Regions from separate parts of the Homo sapiens genome. Here region 2 is linked to region 1. A link is an interaction called in ENCODE POLR2A ChIA-PET data of the cell type or tissue named here. Cell type or tissue: GM12878. All regions are shown on one strand. Links, peaks and the distances in the headings refer to the core of each region. The heading gives the core; the rest is flanking DNA.

The links. ChIA-PET counts read pairs that join two places held together with the same protein. Peaks named below come from ENCODE experiments on the same cell type or tissue, not always from the same donor. Only the 100,000 strongest peaks of a DNase experiment are listed, where the experiment ranks them.
Region 2: POLR2A ChIA-PET joins it to region 1 with 5 read pairs; 2 of 35 experiments call an interaction of 5 or more read pairs at or near these places.

The regions. Positions count from the first base shown.
Region 1 is chr21:43,937,243-43,953,712 of GRCh38, forward strand. All of the region lies in intron 2 of AGPAT3 (1-acylglycerol-3-phosphate O-acyltransferase 3), which reads left to right. LOC105372826 (a long non-coding RNA gene) reads right to left here and starts at 9,272. Exons shown (of 3, transcript XR_001755079.2): 1 at 9,233-9,272; 2 at 8,817-8,922; 3 at 8,161-8,511. RefSeq lists enhancers at 853-902, 1,181-2,081, 1,439-1,838, 2,082-2,980, 6,592-7,435 and a silencer at 3,520-3,691. In GM12878, for the core only: no CTCF peak of the experiment used is centred there; no DNase peak of the experiment used is centred there; H3K27ac peaks cover 797 bases.
Region 2 is chr21:44,022,364-44,034,598 of GRCh38, forward strand. It overlaps TRAPPC10 (trafficking protein particle complex subunit 10), which reads left to right. Exons shown (of 23, transcript NM_003274.5): 2 at 9,728-9,809. Among named protein-coding and RNA genes, the nearest start is that of TRAPPC10, 16 kb to the left of the region's middle. RefSeq lists a silencer at 10,000-10,212. In GM12878, for the core only: no CTCF peak of the experiment used is centred there; a DNase peak (open chromatin) is centred at 3,568; H3K27ac peaks cover 1,110 bases.

The sequences.
Region 1 (16,470 bases), core at 5,530-13,529:
TAAGAAGTTGGTCCCTAGATATGTGTGAGTCCCAAAGGCCCACTGGGTGGGGCGCTGGTGAATTGAGCTGAAAGTAGCAGAATCTGCCTTGAGCTGACCTAGGTGGGAAGCCCCAGGGGTCAGCTCCTCTACGCTGGCCTTTGCTTGGCTTGGCGGAGGCGCGCAAGGCCCCTGACTATATCTGTTCCTCCTCTGGGCCACCCTCTAGGTTGCTTTCCACTGCAGGCCTGTCTCCTTGAGGTGACATCGTGGCTGCCTCTGCACCAGCCATCACAACTTGATACAGATAAGTCTGATGTCAGGAAAAGGGAGTTTTTTTTGTTTTGTTTTGTTTTTCTGGAGACAGGGTCTCCCTCTGTCACTAAGGCTTAAGTGCAGTGGCGCAATCGTGGCTCACTGCAGCCTTGAACTCCTGTGTTCAGGTGATCCTCCTGCCTCCGAAAGTGCTGGAATTACAGGCGTGAGCCACCATGCCTGGACAGGAAAAGGGAAATTTCTTTTTGCAACCTTTTGTCAGGGGCTGAAACCTTTCTGGAAGCTCCAAAAGACTCCTTTCTCTCTCTCATTAACTATCTCTAAGGCAGTCATTAGGACGCATCCCATGAAACCAGATGACTTCTGCATAGCCATTGCCTTCTATACCTCAGGCAGGTTCTTGTTAGAAGAAGTGCCAGGCAGAGGTTGTGTGGGCAGCCAGTCATATTTGCATATTTTGGGGTGACTGTGCAGACAGTGCTGGACCAAGGAAGTTGTCTGGGTCCTCGCTGCAGAGGGAGGAGGAAGCAGCTCACACGCTTGCTGTTGTCTGGTGGGAGGGCTGCATTTCTCCTCTCTCCCCCACTTTCTCTCTCTCTCTCTCTCTCACACACACACAGACACACACACACACACACACACACTCACACTCACTGTTGGGTTTCTTGGGCTGCTAACAGGATTAAATGAATGTCTTGGTTCCATGATGTGCATGTTACGCTAGAGAGCTAAGTTAGTTAACATCGCTCATTGGGATAGAAGGAACGTACTGAGGAACGTACTGAGGATTAGAAGTCAGAATTCTTGAATCTGCAAATCTTTTTTTTTTTTTTTTTTTTTTTTTGAGACAGAGTCTTGCTCTTGTTGCCCAGGCTGGAGTGCTCACTGTAACCTCTGCCTCCCGAGTTCAAGCGATTCTCCTGCCTCAGCCTCCTGAGAAGCTGGGATTACAGGCATGCTAATTTTTTGTATTTTTAATAGAGACAGGGTTTCACCATGTTGGCCAGGCTGGTCTCAAACTCCTGACCTCAGGTGATCCACCAGCCTCGGCCTCCCACAGTGCTGGGATTACAGGTGTGAGCCACCGTGCCCGGCCTGCAAATCTTCTATTTTGTTCAGACACTAACTCCAGCCCTATAAATAGTCATCCAATACTTCCAGTAAATGGTGCGCCTCATATTGATCTGCCTGGTTGCCTTACCGTGTTTGTTACATTGCTGTGTAACGAGTTACCCACAAACTTAGCAGCGAAAACAGCAGACATCTATTATCTCACACAGCTGCGGAGGGTCAGGAATCCAGGAGTGGCTTAGCGGGCGATTCTGGGTGTCACGTGGAGTCACATGGGGTCAATGTGTTGGCCGGGGATGCAGTCACCTGAAGCCTTGTGGGGGGAAGGAGGGGCTCCCCCAGGCCTGGGAAGGCTGCGGCTGCCCCATCACGCTCTCTCCTCCACCAGGTTCACAGGTTCACAGAAGTAAAGGCTGAGCATGTCAGGACTGAGCTGAGCGGTTCCCACCTCTCAGTCCACAGTTTCCCACAGAGCACGCAGGGGCCGCACCAGGGCTGGGACGGGGCTGCGACCAGGCTAGGGGAGCATCCTGGGCAAACCCTGCTGGGGACAGGTTCGTTGTGTCTGATGCCGTGGGAGATGCACGAGCAGTGACTTTCACTTTATCCCACTGTGGCCCCGTGACCCTGAGCGAGAATGCACTGGCCGGGCCTCCAGGGGGCGCTCCCTTAGGAACACCCCATCCCCGTCCCCGTGTGCTGTCGAGGGCCTCTAGCGGGCGCTCCCTTGATAACACCCCACCCCCGTCGCTGTTGTTGTCGGGGGCCTCCCGCGCCCCAGGAGGTTTCCCAGGGCGATGCTCTGGTCCCTGGGTCCTTTGATCTCATCTCCCTAGTTTAGCCTTTGAACTCCATTTCAGATTGAGAGGTTTCAGGCTGGAGTGACATGGAGGGACGTGCCTGACTTCTGGAGGATAAGAGGCGGCCCACCCCACAGCTCTTCCAGCGTGGGAGCTCTGAACATGGGACCCGGAGCACCACCGTTTAGCAAACCTTGCTGCAGTTTGGAGAGAGTGTCGCGGGCGCCTGGCCTGTCCGGCAGGCTGGGTGGCTGTTCTCTGTTGAGCCCACAGCCATGCCCCACATGCAGGACGTTTGCCTATCACTTGGAGGCCTTTCAGGGATCTTGCTAGCCCACGGCTGAGCACAGGGTAGACCTCACCAACTCACCCACAACCTGGCCCCTTGACACACTGGTGCTGTGAGGAGGAAGATGTGGGCACTCTTAGGTCCCTGGTCCTAGGGGTCTGTGCTGGGGTGGGGCTCGTTGACCTGCATCCTGGCTGGCCCTGTGACTCTGCCTGTTTACAGTGAGCAGCTCCTGGCCAAAAGCTGCTTATTGGATTAGCCGGTGCCCCGACGGCAGAGCCCGCAGCTGTGCGCAGGAGGACGAACCTGTGTGTATGTCCTGCTTCAGCGCGCTCCTGGGGTCCCTTGAGTTGGTCTCTGTGACTAGAAGGACAGTGCTGGCCACGCAGGTGGCACCCTGGGGGTGCCCAGCACCCACTTCCTGCTGAGCAGATGCTCTGGGTGGCAACGGCCCCTGCCAAGCCTGGGCAGCTCAGGCCAGGTCCTAATCCCTCCGCTTGAGCTCGGCTCCTCACCCTTTGGCCAGGCTGACACCTGCTCCCCGCAGGTCCTTCTCGCCGGCTTCAGGCAGCACAGGACCGAGGGCTGAAGATGCTGAGCAGCTACCCGGCCTGCCTCTTCTCAGGGATCTGTGTGGCCCTGCTGGCGGTGGCTTTGGCCTATTACTTCTACTGGTGAGTGAGGCCGGGGCCCGGGGGCCTGGGCAGTCCTGGGGGCCTTTACTGTGTGCTCCCCTCCTCTTCCAGCCCTGGACCGTTCTCTGCATGTCAACAAACCCTGCCTAGCCCTTTGCAGGGGAACTCCTGGGAGGTAGGGAAGCAGGGGATGGCAGGAACTCATTCTGATCCCTCCTGGGGTCCTTGGGCAGCTCTCCCATCCTTCTGCAAAGGGGTTTTTGTTCAGAACATTCCTGAAGGAGCTGAGCGGTTTCATACCATCTGGGCGGTGTTTGTAGATGCCTGGCATGTCCTGGGACGGACAAGTGCCTGATGTATGGGCACAGACTCCCACTGCCCCCCAAGGCAGGTGCTGTAGGATGGCTGATTTACATGGTGATCTGCACCCTGAGCAGAAAATGCGTAGTTACCATCAAAGTGGCGCTGCTCTGTCACACCCATTGCCTGATGGGCTGGTTTATGGTGATCGCAGGCGATTTCCCAGCTGCCCTTGACCAGAGTCCGTGCCGGCTCTTACTGCAGAAGCCGAGAATCAGCAGGTGTCACAGATCACGCTGGCCTAGGATTTCAGAGACTCGGTCCCAACCCCGCTGTGTCTCCGGGCTGGGATTAGATGGGGTGTTTGTGCTCCAGGCCTCCAGTGCTCGTTGGTAAAACGGGACACTGATGCCGCCTGCTGTTTCTGCAGAGGGTCAAAGGGCACAAGATGCGTGCCAGCCTCTGTCCATGGGGTGTGTGATGATGGTACCAGGTGGTGCAGGGGGCAGCTGGGGGGACCCAAAAACCCCAAGTCTGGGTGCCAACTTTATTTTCTAGAGCCGGAGAACGAGGTGATTTCCTAGGAAGAGACCACAGCTCCCCTGGAGGTTCCACGCTAGACTGTGTTTGTTTTTCTTGGTGCACACTTGGCCAGGAGCTGCTTCTCTCTGATCTGGAAGCTTTCTCTTCTATAGATCCGATTAATGCACTTCCATTGCTAACAGCGGGGAGGGTCACTGCAGGTGACACAGGCAGGAGGATGCCCAGTCTTCCCCATGACTCAGTTTATGTAAAAACGATCAATACTATTTACAAAGAGGTTTACCCAGAGCCAAAAGACAGAATCCTAAGGCTGAGGCAGGAGGATCCCTTGAGCTCAGGAGGTCAAGGCCACAGTGAGCTGTGATTACGCCACTGCACTCCAGCCTGGGCAACAGAGCGAGACCCCATCTCTAAAAAACAAACAGAACCTAAGTGTGGAATTTAGGAGACAAATTAGCTTGGGATTTGGGGCCTCTGAGAGTTTGAGCAAGGGGGTCGGTCATTGGTGAGGGTTCCAAAACCCCAGGAGCAACCGCTCACTCATCCTCAACCTGGGGCTACCGCGAGTGTGACGGGGGCCATGTATACAGGGCAGGCTGGCCCCAGCGAGCGGGCGACTCTGGCAGCTTCCACGGACCGTTCCTGGCGCCTGGGCGGAGAAAGGGTATCAAATCATTTCCTGGGATTCGTGGCTGAGCTATGCAGTTTCACAAATGCTCAAAATGATGAAAGACCTATTAGGTGTTGGGAAAAGAGCGCCTCTGTCTGGGAAGAGTGCCGCATTGCGCCTGAGCAGCTGCTCGTAATTGGCTTATGCCAAGCCTCTCAGCTTCAGCCTGCTGACCAGGTGGCAGGGGACTGGCTGTGCCACCTCCTCACCCACAGCGTTTCCAAGGATGTGCATTTCTCCTTTGCCCTCAGGTCTTCAGTAAGTTAGCTGTGGAATTCGAGGCCTCAAGTGGTGGCCTGCGCCGTGGCAGCGTACCCACAGGTGCCATTTAGTGGCACTTGCAGTACGACCTGGGAGCTTCCGGAACCTGTGGGCTTGTGAGGTCCCTGTTGATCCTGTTTGACCTGGAGGGCCACAGAGGCGGCTTGGTTTTTTTGTGGGGACAGAGACGTTGAGCGTCACGGTGGGTGCTAGGCCTGTAATAGGAGCGATTCTGCATTGATGGCACCACGGGTCCAGGGAGGCCTCGCCAGCTCCCTCCCAGAGCAGGAAGGCGGGCTGGCCACTCACCAGGAGCCTGGGAGTCTGGCGTCCTTCACGAGGCGCTCCTGAAGCACCTCTGCCTACCCTGCATTCGCCACACGTGCCCAGGTACCTGGCGACGGACAGCAGGGAGCCCACAATGCCAGCTCTTCCTGGAGACGCCCGCCCCTGCGGTGGCCACTGGTGTTCAGTATGTGACTCTCTGAGCGTGGGGTTCTAGACCAGGAACCCTCTGTGCTCGGTCCACATGAAAAGAGCAGCTTCTCGTTCATCTTCAGAGACCTGTTCTTAATGGGCAGCAGGGGCTCCGAATGCTGAGAAAACCCCACAGGTGGCAGCTGGGTGCCTGGCCCTGCAGCCACGCCTGCCCGCGGTCACCCTAGGGTGCAGCGGTCACCCTGGGCTGCTGTGGTCAGGTGGGGTCTTGTCTTTAGCCCCCTTCGGTGGCTCACTTGGCGGGAGGAGGGTGGCACGGCGGTGCCATTGCCTCATCTGGGCTCAGGGAGACAAGGCAGGACCTCTGTTCTGTCTCCCGTCACCTGTGTTGTATACAGAGAAAAAGCCGTCCTGGCAGCCCTCAGAGCCCCTTGCCTGTTGGGGATGGAGGAAGACAGGCCTCGGAGCCTTGTTCATCTGGCATTTCCACAGCAGAGGGAGGGAGGCCCGCTCCCCAGGGCTGGGTGGCCAGGGTGCATGGTCATGCTGGGACATCATTTTCTTTTTTTCTTTTTTTTGGTGGGGGGCGGGATGGAGTCTCGCTCTGTCGCTCAGGCTGGAGTGCAGTGGAGTGATCTCAGCTCACTGCAAGCTCCGTCTCCCAGGTTCACACCATTCTCCTGCCTCAGCCTCCCGAGTAGCTGGGACTACAGGTGCCGGCCACCACGCCCGGCTAATTTTTTGTATTTTTAATAGAGACGGGGTTTCACCGTGTTAGCCAGGATGATCTCGATCTCCTGACCTCGTGATCCACCTGCCTCGGCCTCCCAAAGTGCTGGGATTACAGGCGTGAGCCACTGCGCCCACCCGGGACATCATTTTCTACTTGTAAACCAGAAACCTCCTTCCTCCCTCCTGCCGTCCCATAGGATTTTATCGATCACCTACTGTATACCAGGCACTGGCTAAGCCCTGCACGCACAGTGGTGAGCAGGCAGTCCTCACCCTCCTGGGGCTCGATTTCCCAGAACCCTCAAGAGAAAGCCAGTCCTCAGGGGTCAGCAAGTTCCACATTCAGCTTCAGCTTTCGGCCATTCCTGCCGCCAGGCCACGCTGAGAGTCTGCCGGGGCACCTCGGTTCCCTGCGCCTGGCCTGCCAGGCCTCAGCCGCCACGGCCTGTGTCACGGAGGAAGGGGGCTGCAGCTGCACCCCCGGGAGGGGAGGTTGGAGTCGGGGTGGGGCGGGCCGCGTGCTGTTGGTGTAGGGTGGGCGATGGCAGTAGTGGCAGCTTATTACCACATCAGGAGAGGCCGGAGCGTTTTCAGCAAGGTCAGAAGCCTGCGCTGTGTTTAAAATCAGGGCGAGAGGGAGACAGGGAGGGAACGTTCCGCCGCCTAAACCACTTTCCCGCCGCATCTTTCACCTGGAGTGGAGGGGCAAGTGCCTGGGCCCAGTGGTGGCAGCTTCGGGAGGGTTCCATGAGGCTGCCTCGGGAAGCAAGGGTCCCGGCAGAGCTGGGTGTTCTCCTGGGCCCCCTCAGGACAGCAGCATCCACTTCAGGCGCCGCCTCTCTAAGGAGCCACACCTCCCTCTCGGGCCAAGTATGGAAACGAGCCACAGCACCACGTGTGCTAGGGCCCCAGCATTTCACCCACGTGGCAGAATCTGTGCCCCAAATGTCACAGCCCCTCCCCACCTCGGAAATGCAGGCTGAGTGGAGGCCCCGGCCCTCGCCACTCTGGAGCGATGGCTATTTCAGGCTCCAGGAGGCCGCTGAGTGGTTCCCGGGCTGGCCCTGCATTGCGGCTGGGCAGGGGCCACACGTCCCTCCCCCGTGGGCCCTGGGTGCCTGGAATCTGGAGCAGAGAGAGAGAGGGAAGGTAACAGCGTGGCCTGTACATCCCTGCCTGCAGGCGCTGGCCTTGCTGTCCCTGGGTGCTGCCTGTGTACTCCAGGGCACTCTCTTTCCTGGAGAGGAGGCCGCGGGAGTCATCGCGGGGCAGATCCTGGAGGCCAGCAAGGCCGCCCCTCCTCCTAAGTGGCACTGATTGACAGGGGAGAAAGACAGAGGCTTGTTCCCCAGAAAAGCACAGAAAACCAGCCTTGTTCCTCAGACAGGAGATGCATGTGCCGGGAGGCAGGCAGGGGGACGGCTGTGCTCGGCCTCTGTGCAGTGGGATTATTAGGGACAAATTCCAGAACAAAACTTGGGTTTCATCTAAGCTTTTTGGGGATTTGGGGAAAGCAGAAGAAAAGAGGGAGCCCAGGAGGAGGTCAATACACCGTGCCAGGAAATGAGGAAAAGCTCAGATGTGCAGTGTCAGCGCTTTTCCATGAATCACCTCTTACCTCTAGAACAGCAAGTGCGGGAGGTGTCCAGGTGCGGGGGGGCCACGTGCCCTCAGGGGCTTCCCTCCCCAGCCCGCCTGGAGACATCATCACTGACTCAGCTCCGGCAGGCAAGGGTCCCTCGGGGTCTACCACTGGGATTGACGCCAGCAAGTCGGACCCTTTCTCAGAAGCCCAGAGGGAGGGCAGAGCCGTAGCCACAGTTTGGAGGCATCTGCTGGGCTAGTGCATGTTTTAACAGCACCTATGACAAGGTGAGGCAGCATGGGTGGCCCTGCAGGTGGCGGTTTGCATATGTGCACATCCAGCCAGCTCCGTTTTCCAGTCTGGGGACTATGGTGACAGGAAGTAAAAAGCCTGCGATTTGGCCTACGGGGTCCCAGGGTCATCCCGGGGTCGCACCTTGGCTACCAGGCTTGAGGGTTCTGTGTGCGATTTCAGGAGAGACACACAGCCCATCGCACACCTGACAGTTGTCACCCTAAAGAAAATTCGGCTGAACTGTGCACATTGGGGAGCATTTTCATTCACATTACACATTTCATTTCACTTCACGTTTTATTGGTTTGAGTAATGGTTTAGAAACTATCTTTTACTTCAAAATGTTTGTGCATCTGAGATTTTCTGACTTTATATCTGGACAGGGCGCCGTAATGGTAGACGATGGCCGAGGTTCAGGGAACCCTGTTTCTGTGGTTCAGGACAGGTCCAGCCTTTCTGAGCCCTGTCCCCGCAGAGAGCCCCCTTTCCAGGCACCCGTGTCTTGGGTCGCCGCTGGCCCTGTGAGGTGACACTCTGCAGCTCTTGCACTGTCCAGGCCAAGGGTGGCTGTTCTGAAACCTACTCGGTTTATTCCATCTTGAATCAATGCATTTTTTCAAGTCCGTGCCTCAGGGTGCCTGTAGAATGACAGATGTGGCATTTCAATCGGTAAATAATGAGTACACCTTTAAGGTCCAGGCACTCTTTGTTTAGAACATTGTGGAATGCCTACATCATCTCATGCTTGCACAGGAGCGTGGCTTTGTCAGAACTCATCCCCAGGCAGCCCTGTGGGCACCTGGTGGGGGCTGGACAGGGGTCACGAGGAGAAGCCAGCAGGAGGGTGGTGGGCCCTCCACCTTGTCCCCGCAGGACTCCCCTCTCTGCCCAGACACACTCAGCCTCCACCAGGACTCAGGGGTTCCAGCCAAGCTCCTCTTACCAACGATGCCCCGTGACTGCCCCAGGGACGGGAGGGCTCAATGCCATTCCCCTGCAGGCCCTGTCTCTCCCCAGCTTCCAGTTGGTTGTCCTGCAGCCTCAGGTCTCTGATGGGATGAAGCAAAGTCGAGAACTTACGGTTTGTCTGGCTTTATTCTTGTGAGAGTGGGAGTGACAAGCTCTGTACATCCCCAGCAGAAACCAGAATTCCACCTCCTACATAACTTTGTAAATTGCAAAATATAATGAAAAGTGCATGAGGCCAGGCACAGTGGCTCACGCCTATAATCCCAGCACTTTGGGAAGCCGAGGTGGGTGGGTCACCTGAGGTCAAGAGTTCGAGATCAGCCTGGCCAACATGGCAAAATCCCTTCTCTACTAAAAATACAAAAATCAGCCAGGCGTGGTAGCCCGCACCTGTAATCCCAGCTACTTGGGAGGCTGAGGCAGGAGAATCACTTGAATCCAGGAGGCAGAGTTTGCAGTGAGCTGAGGTCATGCCACTGCATTCCAGCCTAGGGGACAAAACAAGACTCCTTCTTAAAAAAAAAAAAAAAAGTGCATGAGACATTGATGACCAGTTTAATGAATAAGTATGCAGCAAATATCCATCTGTTTCTATAGAGTAAAAGTAGTTATTATAACGCGTAGTTCGTTGTAAGAAAATTATGTCTAGGTCAACTTAGCTGTGACTGTTTTATGTGTGCATGCATGTATGTGTGTGTGTGTACATGGGCGTGTGTGTGTTTTGGAGTGTGGTCCCCACAAATCTGCCACCCTTGGAGAATGCTCTTCTGCCCTGGTGCATGGCTGTGCCCTAGCATGGGAAGCGCCTGCTGTGTCCTGCAGGCCCGCAGACTTGTCACAGGTCCATTGTGCAGTCATCAGGCCCTGGGAGCTTTCCACATCCCTCCACCTCCCACCCAACATCACCACTCTCCGGCCAGTGAGACCATCACAGCACCCCAGAGGAGACAAATTCTGGAGCTCAGAGAGCTGGGGTAGGTGACGGGAGGGTGGGGGGCTGGAGGTCCTTGGCCAGCAGCCTTCCCATCCTGGGCCACCAGCACCCTCATCCTCCCCTCGTCCTGCCCAGCTCCACCTCCTCCCTGCCCTCTTCCTGCCAGGGTTTGCAGTTTACACTGGCAGTGATGCAGTGGCAGACACAACTTGGGGAAATAACTCTAGGACCCTGGTCTTTAGTTCCGATTCCCGGTGAGACAGTACCTGGCGGGGAGCTTCTCGCCCTCTTCAGAAGTGGCCTGGGGGCCCTGGGGCTACTGATCCAGCCCAAAGCTGCAGTCAGGAGAGCGTGCAGCCGTGTGGGTCTCATAAGAGAGGCCGACCAGGGCTGCCCAAGCGGAGCTTCTGTTTGGCCTCTACCTGCTGGAGTGACGCCCCCGGCATCTCCAGCGAGGCCTGGAAACGTCGCAGTCTCCTCTTCACTGAGTCCAAAGTCACTTCCATCTCGGGCCCGTCCAGTGTCTGTCGGGGCCTTGATTCTGAGATGAGATTGTTTGCTGAAGTGCTCCATGGACTCTTTCAGGAGTGACGTTGTTCTTTCAGGAACTGTAAACGGAGGTGGCATGTAACCAGTGTGGACTAAGAAGCCATGCTGCTGTTTCTTTTCTTTTCTTTTTTTTTTTTTTGAGACAGAGTTTCAAAAAAAACTGCCTCCCGGGTTCAAGTGATTCTCCTGCCTCAGCCTCCTGAGTGGCTGGGATTATAGGCGCCTGCCACCACACCCGGCTAATTTTTTGTATTTTTAGTAGAGACGGGGTTTCACCATGTTGGTGAGACCATCACCATGATGGTCTCAAGCTCCTGACCTCAAGTGATCTGCCCACCTTGGCCTCCCAAAGTGCTGGGATTACAGGCATGAGCCACCGTGCCCAGCCTATGCTGGCTGTTTCTCACAAATGTATATTGAATACGAGCCATTCGCTTAGAAAACATTGATCAAGCATCTGTATTCTATGCCAGGCCCACGTGAGTAAGAGTAATAGCTGTTGATGATGTAAGCTGTGTTTTTGGCCAAAGGTAACAGAGATAGTGATTTAAACACCGTTACCTCTTGTCTTCCCCGCCTCTTGAAGAGGGCAGCTGCTGGTGTGACCTCAGCTGCTCCCCAGACCCTAAGGGGATCTGGGACCTTCCACCTTCTACCAACGGTGTTGGTCTTCTGTCCTCACGCCTATGGTTTCACGCTCCCACAGTGGCTCCTGCACCTTCAGACACTGCCTCCTCACCGAGGGAGGGAAGAACGACAAAGGTGATGACCAGAGGTATTTGTTTCTTGTCTTAGGAAAGCAAAAGCCTCCCTTAAAGCCCCCGCAGACTTCTCCCTGGCTGGACCCAGGGCACATGCCCATCCCATCCCTGGATCACTTGCTCAAAGAGGGGATGGGATTACCTTTATGGCTTAGATCTGGGGCTGGGCTTCCCTCCCATATCCAAGGGTGAGCGCTGCCATAATAGCAGGAGGTTCTGTTACCAGCAAAGGGGGTAGTGGCAGGTAGGTAACTCACAGTGACTTGCATGTTGCAAAAGGCGGGGTTCTGTTATCCGGAATTGGAGGAGTGGTTTTAGGTATGTCATATAATTATGCCTTTAAATCCATTGGTTGAGAAAACAGGCAATGCTAAAAGATTCTCATGAACCTAGCAGCGGTTTTAATTTTGTATTTTATTTATTTTATCAGTATCTAAATACAATAGAAATATAAATACAATAGAAATGGAATGGATCATGTGAGATGTGTGTTGTTGACGAACGTGTAGTCAGTGCTTCATGCACATGGGATCCAAGTCCCCAAACAGTGGCTGCAGATCCACACCCTGCTCCAGGTGCTGAGGTGCCCCAGACAGCTGCTCCTAGTCAGTGAAGCATTGACTCTTTAGTCTCAATTGTTGGTCTGCATGTCTACTGATAAGCCGGTACTGTGCTGTTTTAATTATTGAGGCTTTCTAGATGTTGTAGTGTATTTTAGGGCTATTTTCTTGTTCTTTTTCATGATTTTCCTGGCTTTTCTTCCCTGTTTAGTTTTCCATATGAACTATAGAATCAGTATGTCTAGTTCTGGGGCTGGGGGGGAGCTTTTGCTATTTTAATTAGGATTCAGTTATATATTTAGGTTTATGTATCATTTACATATTACTATCTAACAAACCACCTCAAAATGTATCAATTTAAAACAACCATCATGTCGGGGGGCCCTCAATTCTGTGGGTCAGCAATTTGGGTTGGGCTCAGCAACATGGTTCTTCTGCTGGTTTCCCCTGGGGTCATTGGAGTGGCTGTCGTCAGCTAGAGCTGCCTGGAGAACCTCAGGTGGAATGGCCCATTTCTGGTCCATTTCTGCTCCATGTGGGACCACCTTCTGTCAGACTAGCCCAAGCCACCACCTCTGATGGCCACAAGGGTGTAAGGGAGTGGCAACGCTCTAAAGACTGTCTTGGAAGTCCTGTGACACCAATCCCACCACATTCTATTGATAGGGTGAGCCCTGAAGTCAACCTGGGTTCAAAAGGGTGGGGAGTAGACTCCATGTCTTGGCAGGAGGAGCTGCACGTTACTAAGGGCATGTGTTCAGGGAAGGGGTGGTTGCAGCCTGGTCACACGGGGTTTTTCCATTTGTTCAGCTCTGCTTTTGTATCTTTCAAGATGTTCTGTGGTTTCCTCATAGAGGCTTTATTTCCTCTGAAGCTTTTGTTTAGGTATTTTCTCTTTCTTATTGCAATCTGCGCTCTCCTTCAAGACACCTTCTGCTTTTGTGTGTTCCTGTGGAGGGGTGGTCTGCTGGGCCCCTCTCCTTGGCTCCTGAACACACAAGGGGATCATATATCCATATCCTCCCAAGCTGTAAGCACTTGCGCTGGGCTGCAAACTTGCATCCTACTTGCCGTAGAGGACAGCCCTTCCCCTAAACTTCCAGTTTCCCCCTCTCCCACCTGCCTGAAAGGCACCAGCCAGGCAGTCTTGGAAGCCTCGTGTTGAAGGTGGTGGAGCCCCCAGAGCCTGGGCCCAGATGACCATGTGGGACAGAGCTGCCAGTGACCTAGAGCCATTAAGAGAGCAAGAGATAAACTCTGTGATTGTCTTGGTCTCTTCTGACTGATTCGGAGGCCACTGCAGTCTGCATGTTGTACATTATTCCTGTTAGCATCACTATCAACTCTAGTTCCTGTTGTAGTAGATTTGGATTCTCCTGGGTATTGAGGCTACACAATCGTCTGCACAGACTGACAGTTTCACCTCCTCCTGCCAGACTTTTAGTCTCCTGCTAATTCCAAATGCTGATAAGGTTGGGCTGGCAACAATTTCATATTTTTCAGGCTTATGAAGAGGTAAGGTGGTCTCTGTAAGTGAATTTACCCAAGAACTGAAATTTGCCCTTTAAACCTCAAAATAGGATTGTGTTTGTTTCATCTAAAATTTTAGTTGAATGCTTAGTAGTATCTTCGCTGCTTACCAGACTTCTCAGATAATGTGGTAACTGTGACGCCGCCCTCTCTCAGCATTCGGACGAGATCAGCGTGGGCCACAGTCACCGCATTGTGCCCTCATGCGTGATGTCAGAGAGCCTGCAACCGCGCCCCCGCTGCTCAGTGGCCTCCAAGGGGCCTCAAGTCCTGGGCTCGTTTCTGCCCCAGGTAGTGCTGTCAGCGGCATGCCTGCCTTCTGCAAGCCCCTCTTCCCTGTTCCCCAGCCCGCACTTCCAATGAGCTGTGGGCCAGGAAACCAGCCCGTCACACTTGTCCACGCTGCGTTTAAAGCGGGAGGAAGGAGGACCCAATGCAGGGCCCGAAAGGTCCACTGTGAGTGAAGTCTTTTTCCTTATGGGACACCTAGGCTGGCTTCTCAGAAAGTGTGTGCAGTTTATTTCCGGGTTCTTGGCGGTGTTCTGAATAGTAAACGTTGCCACCTAAATGAAGACCCTTTGAGATATCACTGCGTCTCTACTGTTCCTGATGGTGGACTTTCTCCTCCAGCGTCTGCTGACAGTAACAGTGGAGCTTTCCCCAGCACCCAAGAGCCCGGGGCTCACCGTGGTCCCCTCCTGTGCAGCCAGCACACAAGGCCCTCCCGTGCCACCACCTCGCAGGGGCCAGGTCTGCTCGGCCCACTACACCAGAGCCCTTGGGTGCGGGGTGGGCGGGACAGAGAAGAGGAAGGGGGGAAGGAGGGAGCTGACAGCCGTTTCTCAGTTCCCCATTATGGACTTGGATTTGGATCACTGAAATCCATATGGAACTAAGAAGTTATCTTTATCCCACAACTCAAAACTCCTGTCTAGAGCATCAGAAATGATGTGCTTTTGGCATCCTGAAATGTCTTTCTCCTCCGCCAACTGCTGTCTGCTGAGAGCTAGCCTTGCTCTCGGAAGGGCGGCTTGGGCAGGGCAAAGGGAGAATTCCAGGGTTTGGGAGCATCTGCTGATCCCAGAATAGTTGCCAGTGGTGACATCTTCTTCCTGGACCCCAGGACCCAAGGACAGCAGGTCCCATCCCAGCTCTGCCCAGCTCCTGCCCCTGCACAGAGCAGGACGCCAGCTGGGGTGGGCACTCTGTGGCGTTTTGGGAAGATAGTGCTATATTTCAGAGGCTGTGCCATCTCCTCTGGGGGATTTCAGCGCTGGTGACAGAGGCATGAAAGGCTCATGGATAGACAAACTGGTGTTTACCCCTCATAGAAACGAAGTTGCCGTCCTATGTGTGCAGAGAAAACCAGGGACTCCTCTGTTCAGAAGGAAGAAATGGAGGGGCCTGGTGGGCCTGGCAGCGGTGCGGAGGTGGTGGGCTCGGAACTGTAGTTTCCATTCCATAAAAAGGCGTCTTCGGAAAGGTTGGGGATTTTGGCAAAGAAGGGGGGTCTCTGGGGAGACTGCATGTGGGTGAGATCCTCTGCCTGGCCGGTTTTGGAGGAAGAGGGTCACAGGGACCAGCGACGGGGAGGAGGGTCCACATGCTGCAGCGAAGGACCTGGGGCAGGCAGGGGGTGGGCTGGATGGCGGAACACGGGGATGGGCCCGTACCTCTCCAGAACTACGGACCTGGGATGAGGCGGCCTGTGAGTGCGATTGGGCTGTGTGACGGCACCAGAGGCGGGGCTGCAGCTGCAGGCTTTTGTCGTCCTGTGGTCCTGGAGGCTGCAGGTCCAAGGTCAAGGATTCCTTCTGAGGCTTCTCACCCGGGCTCTGACTGCAGGCGGTCTCCCTTTTTCATAAGGACACCGGTCAGATGGAATCAGCGCCCACCCTGATGATATCATTTAACTTAATTACTGTGTTAAAGGCCCTGTCTCCAAATAAGGTCACATTTCGAGGACCTGGGCATTACCTTTGTGGAAGGAACTCAGTTCACCCTAACAAAAGGTGGCAGAATTGGGTGTGGGCGTGTGGGGCTGGGCTCTGATTGGCAAGCAGTGCTCTGGCCCTGCCCAGGCAGAGGCAGCCTCGTGCCTCACCTTTGCTCCCCTGATCTAAGAAGGTGCACACCCCGGTAGCTTGTGCAGGGGCCAGGACAAAACCCAAGAAGCAGCCATCACGCCCCAGGACCAAGATGTGCTGGCGCCAGGCTTCCGGGCAACCTAAATCTGTTGTTTAATGAAGACGCGCTGGCACCAAGCTTCTGGGCGACCTAAACCTGTTGTTTAATGAAGGGGCTCAGAAGCAACTCAGTGTCCTCAGTGTCTCGGTGGCATCTGAGCAGCCATGAAAAGGTGCCATGGGGACTGGAGAGGCCCACTGTCACACCTCCCAGCCCCAGCCCCAGAAATCAGATGGAGCCCCAGAGGTCCCACCCCTGAGGTCCCACCCTGTGTGGCTCTTCTATCCCAGGCGTTCTCCAAGGTCCCCAGGGTGCTGGGGGCTGCCCAGGCTATCTGCTGCGGTCAGGGTGTCAGTGGTGCCACCATAACCAAGTGAGGCGAGGTTCCACATCGCCGGCCAAGTGGCTTTATGGGCCTCCAGTGGGATGTGGCAGGAAGTACCCAGCGGCTCTGCCATGCATTCTTGACCAGAAATGTTGAACCCGAGTTAATTGTGAGGAAACGGACAAATCCAGGGTGTGGGGCACGCCGCAGAGAGCTGCCTTAGCCGCTTCAACACCATCAGGCCAGAGTAGGCGGGGAGCGTCTCGGGGAAAGGGGACAGAGAGACGTGCCATCCAAATGCATGTGTGTCCTCCACGGGGCCCTGCATCCCCGCAGCTAGGAAGGTCATCTGGGGACAGTTGGTGAAATGGAAACAGGGACGGGATGTTCGGCAGTATTCTGTCGGTATTCATTTCTTGGGTGTGCTCATGGTGTCCTAGTGAGCAGGCTGTCCTGATTCGTAGGAGATGTGGACGGACATGGAGGGAGTGCCGTGACGTAGCCCAGGAGACCTTTTTAGCTTAAAGCCTGTGCATAAGAAATAGGCAAGTGAGTTTTAGATGTTCATACATATTTCATTGCAGAATATTAGTTTAGGGTGATCAATAAAAGACTTTCAAGCCTAATGTTAAGCAAAAGAGACTTTTAATATATTCCACAATGATAAAATCCTGTGGAAGAAGGGCAGTGGGAATGCAGATTCCAGGAGCAAGTGGAACGAAGCCAGCTGTCCAGAAGAGCTTTTTTTGTGGGGTTTGAAAACAGGTGCCAATGGTGGCTGT
Region 2 (12,235 bases), core at 1-8,000, 80 kb after region 1:
ACCTCCGCCTCCCAGGTTCAAGCGATTCTCCTGCCTCAGCCTCCCGAGTAGCTGGGATTACAGGCGTGTGCCACCATGCCCAGCTAATTTTTTTTTTTTTTTTTTTTTTTTTACAAAGACGGGGTTTGTTAGTAGAGATGGGGTTTCTCCATGTTGGTCAGGCTTATCTCGAACTCCCGACCTCAGGTGATCCGCCCACCTTTGCCTCCCAAAGTGCTGGGATTACATGTGTGAGCCACCATGCCTGGGCCTAAAACGTTTCTTAATACCAAATATTCAGTGTTTAAGTTTCCAGTGTGTCTTAAATGTCCATTTTTAAAACTGTTTGAATTAGTATCCAAATACAGTTTTTAGATAAATCCTTTAAGTCTCTTAAAATCTTCATGTTCCCTCTGTCTCTTTTTTTTTCTTTATAACTTGATGAACCTGGCTCATTTGTCTTGAAAAGGTCCCACTGCCTAGACTTTGGTAGTTGGAGCTGGAGGCTGGGTCAGCTTCAGGCTGGATTTTTTGTCGGCAGGACTTTATCATGGGTGTTGCTGTTCTTCCAGCAGGTGCGTGATGTCCGATTACCTCTCCTTTTGGAAATTGGCAGCCATTTATTTTCACATCACTAATTCCCTAAAGGTTGCAAAATGGTGATATTCTCATTTCCCTATGTCTTTTTTTTTTTTTTTTTTTTTTTTTGAGACAGAGTCTTGCTCTGTCGCCCATGCTGGAGTGCAGTGGCTCCATCTTGGCTCACTGCAAGTTCCACCTCCCGGGTTCACGCCATTCCCCTGCCTCAGCCTCCCGAGTAGCTGGGACTACAGGTGCCCGCCACCACGCCGGGCTAATTTTTTGTATTTTTAGTAGAGATGGGGTTTCACCGTGTTAGCCAGGATGGTCTCGATCTCCTGACCTCGTCGTGATCCTCCCGCCTCAGCCTCCCAAAGTGCTGGGATTACAGATGTGAGCCACCGCGCCCGGCCTATGTAACCATTTTCAAAGTGAGTTGGTTCACTGGCATCTTTCAGAGGTGATCGGTTGGCGTGTTTTTGTTGTTCGTTTAGTATGGCTGTGAACTTAATCATTATGAACATACTTGATGTGTTACAGTCCATTGCATTGTTGCCTCGTTGGTGAGCAGGTTGTTCTCCCTTTGGCCAGGGAGAGTCTCTTTCATGTTGGGGTCTAAGATAGAGGCATCTTTGTCAGATTCTTTCCTATCTAGCCTGACAAGATGTTCCGGGCTCATTTTGAACATTTAATGCCCTGATCTGCACTTAGCAATTGCCAAGGAGCCCTGATTCCTTTTAGTGAAAAATAGTATTTCAAGACCATAGTCTGCAAGCTTGGGCTCCTAGTTGCTGTGAGGCCTTTTCAATAGGCAGAGCTAGGAATAGCTAGGCATTTTTGTTTGTTTGTTTTTTGTTTTTGTTTTGTTTTGTTTTGAGACAGGCTCTTACTCTGTTGCCCATGCTGTAGTGCAATGGCACGATCTCAGCCCACTGCAACCTCTGCCTCTCAGGTTCAAGAGATTCTTGTGCCTCAGCCTCCCGAGTAGTGAGTAGCTGGGATTACAGGTGCATGCCATCACATCTGGCTAATTTTTATATTTTTAGTAGAGACAGGGTTTCACCGTGTTGGCCAAGCTGGTCTCAAATTCCCGACCTCAGGTGATCCACCCACCTTGGCCTCCCAAAGCATTGGGATTACAGGCGTGAGCCACCGCACCAGCCTAGGAATTGTTCTTTGTTTTTTGTATTTTTAAGATAAAATACATCATAAGTTCACTCTTTTTGATGAAAACTCAGGGCTGCAGGGTTTTAATTAACAGCTCCATCCTCTGTGTTTTCTCTTTTCCACACTGAAAATCCTAATTCTCATGGGTACTTGAGGAGGCTAGAGTTAGAGGTTCCCCAGCTCATGCTGCTTCAGTCACCTGGAGGGCTTGTGGACACACAGATGGCTGGGTCCATTCCCCATTTCTGATTGAACAGGTCTGGGTGGGGCCTGAGAATGAGCATTTCTAACAAATGCCCAGGTGGTGCTGATGCTGAAGGGCCAGGGGCCACTGAATAGAACATCACACGATTGCTCACTTGCTTTCAGTTGCTTTATCCCTCATTACATAGACTCTGAATAACACTATTAACTCCACCATCAACAACAGGACTAGTGAACACAGGTCTAGAACTGTTTTTGACAGTTCTTATTGGCATTTGGATGTATCCCATAAGGAATGAACAGTCAAATTACTGTAGTTTTAAAGTTACTTGTCATAGCTCCTCTCTCTGAGATTATACCACTAAATGTATATGTATACATTTAAGTTCACTTGTTTTATTTTTCCTGATTATTTTTAGGGAAAACCTTGAAAAAATCTAATTGCTTTATAACTATATAAAATATTTACTTCCAAAATTAAATCTACAAAATGAGGTCTATTTAAAGAAGCCTTGTGTATGTTCTGTCCTCTCCATGCTAACTCCTCCCTTCCTGAGTACTCCATCACAGTTTTTATGGTTTTCCTTCCACGTGAAAAACATCCAAACATATTTGTATTTCCCTTTCTTAGCTTAGACATTGCCAGCTGCACACACTGTCCCACCTCACTTTCCCCCGGACTCCACTCCACGCTAGGAGTATGTTGAGATCATTCTCATTCCATGATGTCGATATTCCGTGGTTTATTCTGCCAGTCCCCTCCTGGTGGAATTTGAGTTGTTTTGTGTTTTACTGTTTCCAGTAGTTGTGCACAGATAGCCTGTCTGTGGCCTTTCCGACGGGCCTGTTGGGATGGAGCCCTGCAGGGCGGGTTGCTGGGCTGAGGCAAATGGTTATGTCACTGTGCTGATGCTGCCTCAGCTCCCTCCTGAGTGCTTGCACCATTGGGAAACTGCCTGTAGGCCTCGCTGAGAAGCCAGCCCTTGAACAAAGCCAGTGGCAAAGGGGAAGTCTGGGGAAAGACCAGTTTGGGAACCCTTCTGTCTAAAGCCTTAAGGCATTGGGGTGCCAGGAACAGGAGTGTCTCTTTTTAACTTGTAAATACAGTACTGTGGTTCAAACTGCTACAGTAATGCTGTGTTTATTTAAAAAATGTATACACTGTTAAAGGCTGATTCCTCAGTATTCTTATATTCAGATGCATTTATCCAGTCTTTTTGTTTTTAAACTCTTGAATTTTAAGTTTGCTCTCTGAGGGCTAGAGAAGGCAACTTGTTTCCTTGATTAGAAGAGTTCATTCAACTTCTTAACATTCTTGGCCTGTGTGTTCTTGTCTTTTAAGTTAAAACAGAAAAAGACTGGGACTTTCTGTCTTTTGACTAGTCTTTACGTGTAGTAGTTCCTTTTCTGCAAATTTCCACAGTAGGAAACTTGATGAACACTAATGTATGGGTTTTCTTTTGACCCCACCTACAGTGGGTAGTATTGTCATATGACTGGGTGCTGGGAGAGAGCAGCAGAGGGCAGGGGTGTGTGTGTGTGTGTGTGTGTGTGTGTGTGTGTGTGTGTGTGTGTGTGTGTGTGTGTGTCAGAGGGAAGGTAGAGACCACAGGAAGGACCTGGAGGAGAGCCAGGCTGAATGGGTATAACGTTAAGCCGGCGATGACATGGCAGGGGGTGTACTGAGTACTTCTTTAGACTTGGCCTTTAAACTTGGTGGTGCAGAACTGTGGGAGGGTTCATTTGCTTTACTTCTCAAATATGTGCCTTCTAATGAAGGGAGGACAGTGTCTATGCTAGAAATGTGGAGTTAGTTGCCTAGTCATCTTAGGGGGTGACTAAACCTTGCTTTCTACCTAGAGAATCTGGATAACATCTGGATCCTTTTTTGTGCTTTCTCGTTGACCTTCACTCCCTGCCCCCACCCCCGACTGCGAAGGCTTTTCACGGACAGATACTCTGGCAGGAGCACCGGGGAGGCTTCCATACCCATGATTATGCATTTGATGTTAGTTTTCACCATGAAAGAGCTCCCAATCTGAAGCATTAATTTTCATTACTGCCTCGACATTATACACGAATTATAGCAAATACTTTATGCATTATTGAACAGGCTGAGATGACTTCCCAGTTTGTAATCTCGGATGTTTTTATCGTCCATTTGAAAGCCCGTTTTACCAAAAGCCATTGAAGAGAAATGAATGTATGGCCTATGGGCAAGCACTTGCATTCCTAGGCTTGAAGACGGTGCCCTCTCTAATCCCGTGTTTTCAAACATGAACTGCCTCATAGTGGATTGCAGCTTTCTTTTGTTAATAGGCTTAAAGAATTATTATTTCTGCAAAATTTTCTGTAAAGCAAATCTTAGATAAATTATACATTTCCTTTGACTTTTTTGTTCAAAAATAGAATCATGGAACCTTGCTTGGAGGGCCTTAAAATTAGTTCATCTCTTGTCTAGTCCAGTCACTCCGCTGCTTTTAGTCGCAACTGGGAGATGACCCAGCCCATGGTTGAGGCCCCCAGCTGTGGGACACTTTCTGTCATTCTTCACCCCCCTCCACCCTCAGGGTCTTCTCTCGTAGGCCACAGCATTTCTTGGGTTGAGCTAAATCCATTTCTCTGTCTTTCTCACCCATTAGTGCTCTGGGGCCTACTAAGCCCTACAGAATAAAGCCAGCCTTTGAAAATAAGACAGCCCATTAGGTGGCCGAGGACAGTGTCTTGTTAACAGGTTGAAACACTCCACATGTCTCCAACAATTTAAGATAAAGTGAGATGTATTTTATTAGAAAACTTACTGTTCCTTTTACCAAGATTATGCTAAAGAATTTGAAGAAAAATTGTCCTGTATCAGAGTATCAGCAAATATTCAGACTCCTTATGTCAAGGTTTTTTTTTCCAACATAAATCTCCAAATAGAAGTATTGACCTTGAAAATATATCATGTCAGGTATTTAGGAAAGCGACAAACTGACTGAACATTCTGTTTTGCTTAGCCACTCTCTCAGGGTTATAATTTTGTGATCCTTTTATACTTTTGTATGAGTAAGACCATCACGGCTTTGCACGTTCAAGAATTGGTTCAGTAAAAAACAGATGACAGAAATGTTCACTCTGTCTGCGGAAGGCCTTTTGGAACCCATATTTTCAGCCAACCATTGTTAAAACAACTGCTGCAGAGTAAGTAGTAAACTTGTTAGAATTAAGAAGTTGGGAAGGAGCACTGGGCAGTATTGAGTCCTAAGCCAAGCTACCTGGGTTCGAATCCCAGCCTTGGCGCTCATTTGCTTGATGTTGGGCCAATTAGGGGAGTTCTTGATGTCTTGGTTTCCATATGAGGGTTCAGGGTGAGTATGCGTGAAGTGCCGGGGGCATAGCAGGCGCACGGTGCTGTCTGGAGGGACGGTAAACAGGTGGCCCTTCTCTTGACTGTGTTACCTAGCAGCTGTTCCATGACCCTAATGTGATGGTTTTGGGAGGTGGGGCCTTTGGGAGGTGATTAGGTCATGTGGCTGGAGTCCCCACAAAAGGGATTAGTGCCCTTATAAAAAAGGGCCCCAGAGATCTCCCTTGCCCCTTCCCCCACGTGAGGGCACAGCAAGACCAAGGTACTCAACCTGCTGAAGCCTTGACTCAGACTTACACCCTCCAGAAATGATAAATAAATTTCTGCTGTTTATAAGCCATCCTAGTTTATTGTATGTTGTTATGGCAGCCTGAACAGAGTAAGACATTGAATTTATTGAAATGTTACCTGTTACACTAAATCACTGAAGTCATCTTTTTGAATTCTTTCCCCCATCGTGTTTCTTATTTGCTTTGAACATAAAAGGTTTTAAATTACACAAGTAATGCATGAATACGTGCTTGTAAAAATCTCAGGGAATACAGTAATAATTCAGGAAATAGCTAAGCCTATGTTAGTAATCTGATTGCATGTAACAGAAAATCCAATTGCAACTGCATAAATAATCCAAAAACTGATTGGTCCATGTAATCAGACCCCAGAGCTCTGCCCCGCTTTCCCGGGGATTCTCTGAACTGGGCTTTCCTCAGCCTGGGGGCCCATCCAGCGGCTCCAGGCGGCACCCTAGAAAGAGTGCCTGTGTCCCTCTGGGTGGCTGCTGCTTGCCATTCCCTCTACATGTCTCTTCCCATCTGGGGACTCCAGTGCCTGCTGTTCAGCCAGGGTGATGCTGTGCTCCCACAGACTTTAGGGATCCATGGCACCCCAGCTTCCTGACCTGCCGCACCCTCTTATCTCCCTGTCTCCCCAGTGGGCATGAGAGCCAATGGTGGGTGTGGAGACGCACAGGGATGGGGGTGTATGTAGTGAAGTTGTGTTTTGAATTGCTCTTATAAATTATTTTGATAGATCTCCTCTGTCACCAAAAAAAGGAGACCTTAGTTATTGGAATAAAAGGCCTGAGTTGTCTCTTAATAAATAGCCTCCTGAGGCAGAACAGTGAACTGGGTGACTTTGTGAACAGGGTTTCTGAGTGTGGGCACATCAGTCTCAAGCCCCGTTTTGGCTCTTAGGAACCACCCTATTAACAAGCGAGTTCCTGCTGGGTTTCGCTCATGCCTCTGTTGCCCGTGGGATTAAAATGAAAATTTAGCCTGGAACGTGCTCTGCCTCGCAGTTCAGCCCGCAGAGCTCTAGTGACTTTTCTGCTTAATGGTTGGGTTAGTTCAGGAAACTACAAAGTCTGTGTTGTTAATTTAATTACCTACCGCGTGAGCCAAGATTGAATTCTTTTGGGCTCTTAAACTTAAGCTGTTCACCATCTTTTTTTTTGTTGTTTGTTTGTTTTTTTGAGACGGAGTCTCGCTCTGTCGCCCGGGCTGGAGTGCAGTGGCGTGATCTCGGCTCACTGCAAGCTCCGCCTCCCGGGTTCACACCATTCTCCTGCCTCAGCCTCCCAAGTAGCTGGGACTACAGGCGCCTGCCACCACACCCAGCTAATTTTTTGTATTTTTAGTAGAGACGGGGTTTCACCGTGTTGTCCAGGATGATCTCTATCACTTGACCTTGTGATCCACCCACCTCGGCCTCCCAATCTGCTGGGATTACAGGCGTGAGCCACTGCGCCCAGCTGCTCTTCACCATCTTTCATGTGCTGGTTCTCCATACCCCATTTTCAAAGGCATCTCTAATTTCATAAGACTTGATGTGAAGATTTAAGAGTTTATTAAAATAATGGTTGTATATGCTGAGAAAATGGTGGTGATTTTTCTTCACATTGTTAATGCAGCGCCTCAGTGGGTTAGAATTGGGCCTTCAAATCTACGCTGGGGCACTGTCTTGGTGTGCTAGGGCTGCCGCCACAGAGTCACACAGTCTGGGTGGCTTAGCACAAATGCGCTGTGTCACAGCTCTGGAGACCAGGTCCAGGCAGCCACAGCATGGGCCTTTGTGTCCTCATGGGGCCTTCCTGCGTTCCTTCTGTCTGTGTGACCAAATCTTCTCTTTACACAAGTCAGTTGGATTAGGGCCCATCCTGAAGACCTCATTTTAACTAAGCTACCTTATCAACTTTGAAGACCTTATCTGCATATGGTTATATTCTGAGGTACTGGATTTTAGGGCTTCAACAGGTAGGTTTTTGTGGGACACAGTTCAGCCCATAACAGGTACTGAGGTCAGATGGTCCCAGGTCAAATTCCTACTTAGGTCAGATGACACTTTTGCCACTGTTGGATGTGCTGATTGACTGGTCATCTTCTAGGTGAACACAGGTTAGAGAGTTAGTCCATGATGGAATGCGAGAGACATTGCTACTTGGTAGTCTCCATTTAGACGAGTCTTACTGTACGGCAGGGTTCCCAGGGAGAAGAGCTTGGAGCAGGTGTTGGAGGCAGTTCCACTTTTACTCTGTACGGATGTTATTTGTATACGTATGTGAAGTAACTGTATTGCAAAGATAGAATGTGAGAGAGAGAGCGAGAGAGTGTGTGTGTGTGTGTGTTTGTAGTTTTATATAGAAAACCAAGTGGAAGAGGAGAAAGCGATTCCATTTAGTTGGCTTACTTTCCACTTAGCAAAGAGTAATGATTTTTATACATTAATCTTGGAACTGTTTAACAGGACAACAGAAATTGGCAATCAAAGTTAAGAAACCAGAGGCTAACTAAAGATTTTCTTCTTTTCTTTTATTGATGTCTTTTCTTTCTTTTTCTTTTTTTTTTGAGATGGAGTTTCGCTCTTGTTGCCCAGGCTGGAGTGCAATGGTGCAATCTTGGCTCACTGCAACCTCCGCCTTCCGGTTCAAGCGATTCTCCTGCCTCAGCCTCCCGAGTAGCTAGGATTACAGGCATGCGCCACCACGCCCGGCTAATTTTGTATTTTTTTAGTAGAGACAAGGTTTCTCCATGTTGGTCAGGCTGGTCTCAAACTCCCTACCTCAGGTGATCTGCCCACCTCGGCCTCCCAAAATGCTGGGATTACAGGTGTGAGCCATCACGCCTGGCCTCTTTTATTGATTTCTAAGATGACTACCAAATAAATGAACAAGATAAAAAGTGATAAGTTCAAACATACTGTTTTTGTGTTAACAAAATGTAGTAATAGTCCCTTTTTAACCACTATGTGCCATGCCTTGTTGGAAGTGACTGACGTGTCTTGTCTCATTTAATCCTCACCAGAGCTCCTCTGGCCGAGCTCTTCTCATTTTCCCATTTCCCATGTCCCCGAGGCACAGGAAGGTTAAATGATCTCCCCAGGTGCAGTCAGCTGGTCAGTGATGGAACTGAGATGGGGACCGGGCAGTGAGGTTACCAGCGCCTTGCCCACTCACCGTGCCATCTGCCCGGAAATGTCATTACCCTTCCTCAGTGACTTGACATTATTATATGAGTTTCAGGAGGTTTTTTATTTTTAGGCTTTTGATAGCAAAATAAGCAGATGTGTTAATGGCACACATCAATTCCCAATGATTTCTTAAAGATCAATATAAAAGCAATTTGGAAAATGGTTTGCTAAAGTAAAGAGGATCCTCTGAGTATAAGAATTTTAGTCATCTATATTAAAAGGTTCTTTTTTAGCCGAAGTGTAATACAGTTATATCATCATTTTATGAGAACAAAATGGATTTTTCATTTCTATTAAAGCAAAGATAAAAGCTGAATTAACACTGAGCGTGCAGCGTAAAGTCGGCCGCAGCTGGATTCCTAACTCGCGTCTGCCACTGTCAGCTCTGTGCACTGAACACGTTGGCCCTCAAAGCTGACTTTCCTCATCTGTGAATTGGGGTCGTGTTTGTGCCTTTCCTCCCAGGAGTTATGGGGAAGACAGAATGAGAGGGTGCCTGGCAGGTGCCTTGTGTAATATTCGCACATGGGGAGCCACCTATAAATTTTAGCTCCTCCTGGCACTTGGTTGAACAGTGAGTTGATTTTGGTGAAGTTTTGGTTTCTTTTTCTCCATGGATTTTGGGCGTCTGGGAGAAAGTGGAGGCTGTAGAACACAGCAAAGCTGGGTGAGGTGGAGCAGGCTCCCTCTCCTAAGCTTTGTGTCCTTGGGGCAAGTTCTTCACCTTCTCTGATCCTTGTTTTCCTTGTGGGGAAAATCACACCCACCCCATGGAGGTGTCACGAGGGTTCAGCTTCATCACATCTGTCCCGTGCTGGGTTTTCCTGAGACGTGTTATGTAGAGGCACAGGTACAGAAGAATCTTGCGATATCGCTTTACTAAACATAAAACTACCTAAAAACACCAATTTATTAAGCTCTAGAGCCATTTTGCATGTATTCACCTAAAAATATGGTAACTGAATTTCTTTCTTCCCTTCATAGGTGCTGGAGATCAGAATTTATTTACCTCTGTTTATCCAACGCTCTCTCAGCAGCTTCCAAGAGAACCAATGGAATGGAGAAGGTATGAGTTGTGTGTTTTTTGGCTGTATCCCTCTCTTCATTTTTTAAAATGAAGTACATGTTTTTAAATAAGTATATGTTGTTTAGACATTTATGTGAACAAGTGAAGTAGCACAAGTTAAAAGCCTCAGTTCTAAAGAAACAGAATGACCTCACATAATCTGTGGGTCTTTGTGGGTCTTATTCTTTATGGAATGCCATGGTTTTCTTTTTTTTTTTTTTTTTTTTTGAGACAGAGTCTCGTTCTGTCGCCCAGGCTGGAGTGCAGTAGCGCAATCTCGGCTCACTGCAACCTCCACCTCCTGGGTTCAAGCAATTCTCCTGCCTCAGCCTCCTGAGTAGCTGGGATTACAGGTGTGCGCTACCGCACCCGGCTAATTTTTGTAGTTTTAGTAGAGACAGGTTTTGCCATGTTGGCCAGGCTGGTCTTGAACTCCTGACCTCAACTGACCCGCCCTCCTCGGCCTCTCAAGGTGCTGGGATTATAGGCATGAGCCACTGTGCCCAGACTACGATGGTTTTTCTTAACGAGACATTGGAAAGTAGAAGCAAGACAATTATTTTGAGTTAAAGACTCACTTTTATAGGAATGATCTGTGATTCTTCATGGTTGACCAGAATGTCTTAAAGGCACAGGCGTTTTGCAAAGGAGACACGTGCTCACTTAGACTCCACCTTAAAGCGGAAGAACTGGGCTGTATCAGCCATCTTACAAGACCCTCCCTCCACCCTGGCTCCTGTGCGTTTTCCTTAAGGACAAGAAGGTAAACAGAAAGATGGTATTTAAAAATTAGGAGCGAGGTTAGATCAGCCATCACCGTTGCTCTGTTGCATGTTTACAGTTAGTCGTCTGGTGACATACTCATAGGAAATCACTGACTGGGAATCCTCTTCTTGGAAAACTTATTTCTGGTAAGAGCAGGTGTTACTTGTAAATATAAAGTTGTGTATATGTAAATGTAAATTTGTAAATTTGGATTTTGTCTTGTAACATAGGTAATCTGATTTTAACCAGGGTATACAGAATTTCCTGTTGTTCTTTGTGTTTATGTAAGTCTGATTCTTATAGCATTATTCCTTTCTGACCACCAGTTTGTGCCTTAGTAACATGAGGGATTAAGGTGGCTTTCTGGAGTTGACTTACCCAGGTGAATATAGTCTAATTTCTGTGCTGATTATAGTGTCTTACAAGATATGCATTTAGTTGCTAATATTTAATATAAAGAGTGTACAGAGTGTAAGAGAAAAATTGCTTAACATGTGAGGAGGCCCAGTGCTGTGAAAGAGAGAAAAGAGTTTAGCAAATGGAGTAATCTGTAAGGGCATTCTGATAGATAAAGGGAAAAAAAAAGTGTGTTCATGAAACAAGATAATTTTGAGAAAAAAATTAAATGGAGAAACTATGTAGGCCCGGCATGGTGGCTCACGCCTGTCATCCAGACACTGTAGGAGGGTCAGGTGGGAGGATCGCTTGAGCCTAGGAGTTCAAGACCGGCCTGAGCAACATAGTGAAACCCCTGTCTCTGTAAAGAAGAAATAAAATTAGCTGGACATGGTGGTGCACGCCTGTAGTCCTAGCCACTTGGGAGGCTGAGGTGAGAGGATCACTTGAGCCCAGGAGTTGGAGGCTACAGTGAGCTGAGATTGCACCACTGCACTCCAGCCTGGGTGACAGAGCAAGACCCTGGCTAAAAAATAAATAAAAAGAAACTGTGTAGATTTAATATTTGTATTCATCTCTTCCCCTTTCCGAAACTCCAGTAAATGGACTACATAAATACTAAACAAATAAATGGACTAAAAAAAATGGACCAAACAAATGCTAAACAAATCACCCTAAAGAACTAAAAAGGCAGACGTGCATAAAGACAGAGAAAGGAGGAGGCAGCGGAGGCCGCAGGATATAGCTGTGTTTTTGGGAGAAAGAGAAACAGGTGGAGGAATTGGGAGAGAAAGCTGAGGAAGTTCAATCCCTTGTGTCTTGTGGCTCCATAAGAGGAGGGGAATTTCTGACAAGGGACAAAGTGCCAGATCTTGGAAGGCCCGGGTGAAAGCAGGGCTGGAGATGGGGGTTGGCAGAGGTGTGGACAGGGACAGTTAGACTCAGGGTCCCCACTCCTGTCTGTAGTGAAGTGATTGCTGTCATTGCCCACTCCCCCAACCCCCCCCCCCACCCCCGCCGCCCCTCAGGAACCTGGAAAGTCTTTCTGTGGACAGAAGAGCTCCAGACCCTCGGATCTGAGGTGCTGCAGAAGGCAAGGGAGAAGGGCCATTCTAAAACCAGCCGGCCTAGGTTCTGAACAGGGCACAGCTCCGCTCCGGGAACTCTGTAGCCAGATCCATGCTTCCTAGGCAAGAGAGTAGAGAACTTATCTCAGGAAAATTGGATGGCCCCAGGGAAAAGACTACGTTTTTCAGAAACAACCT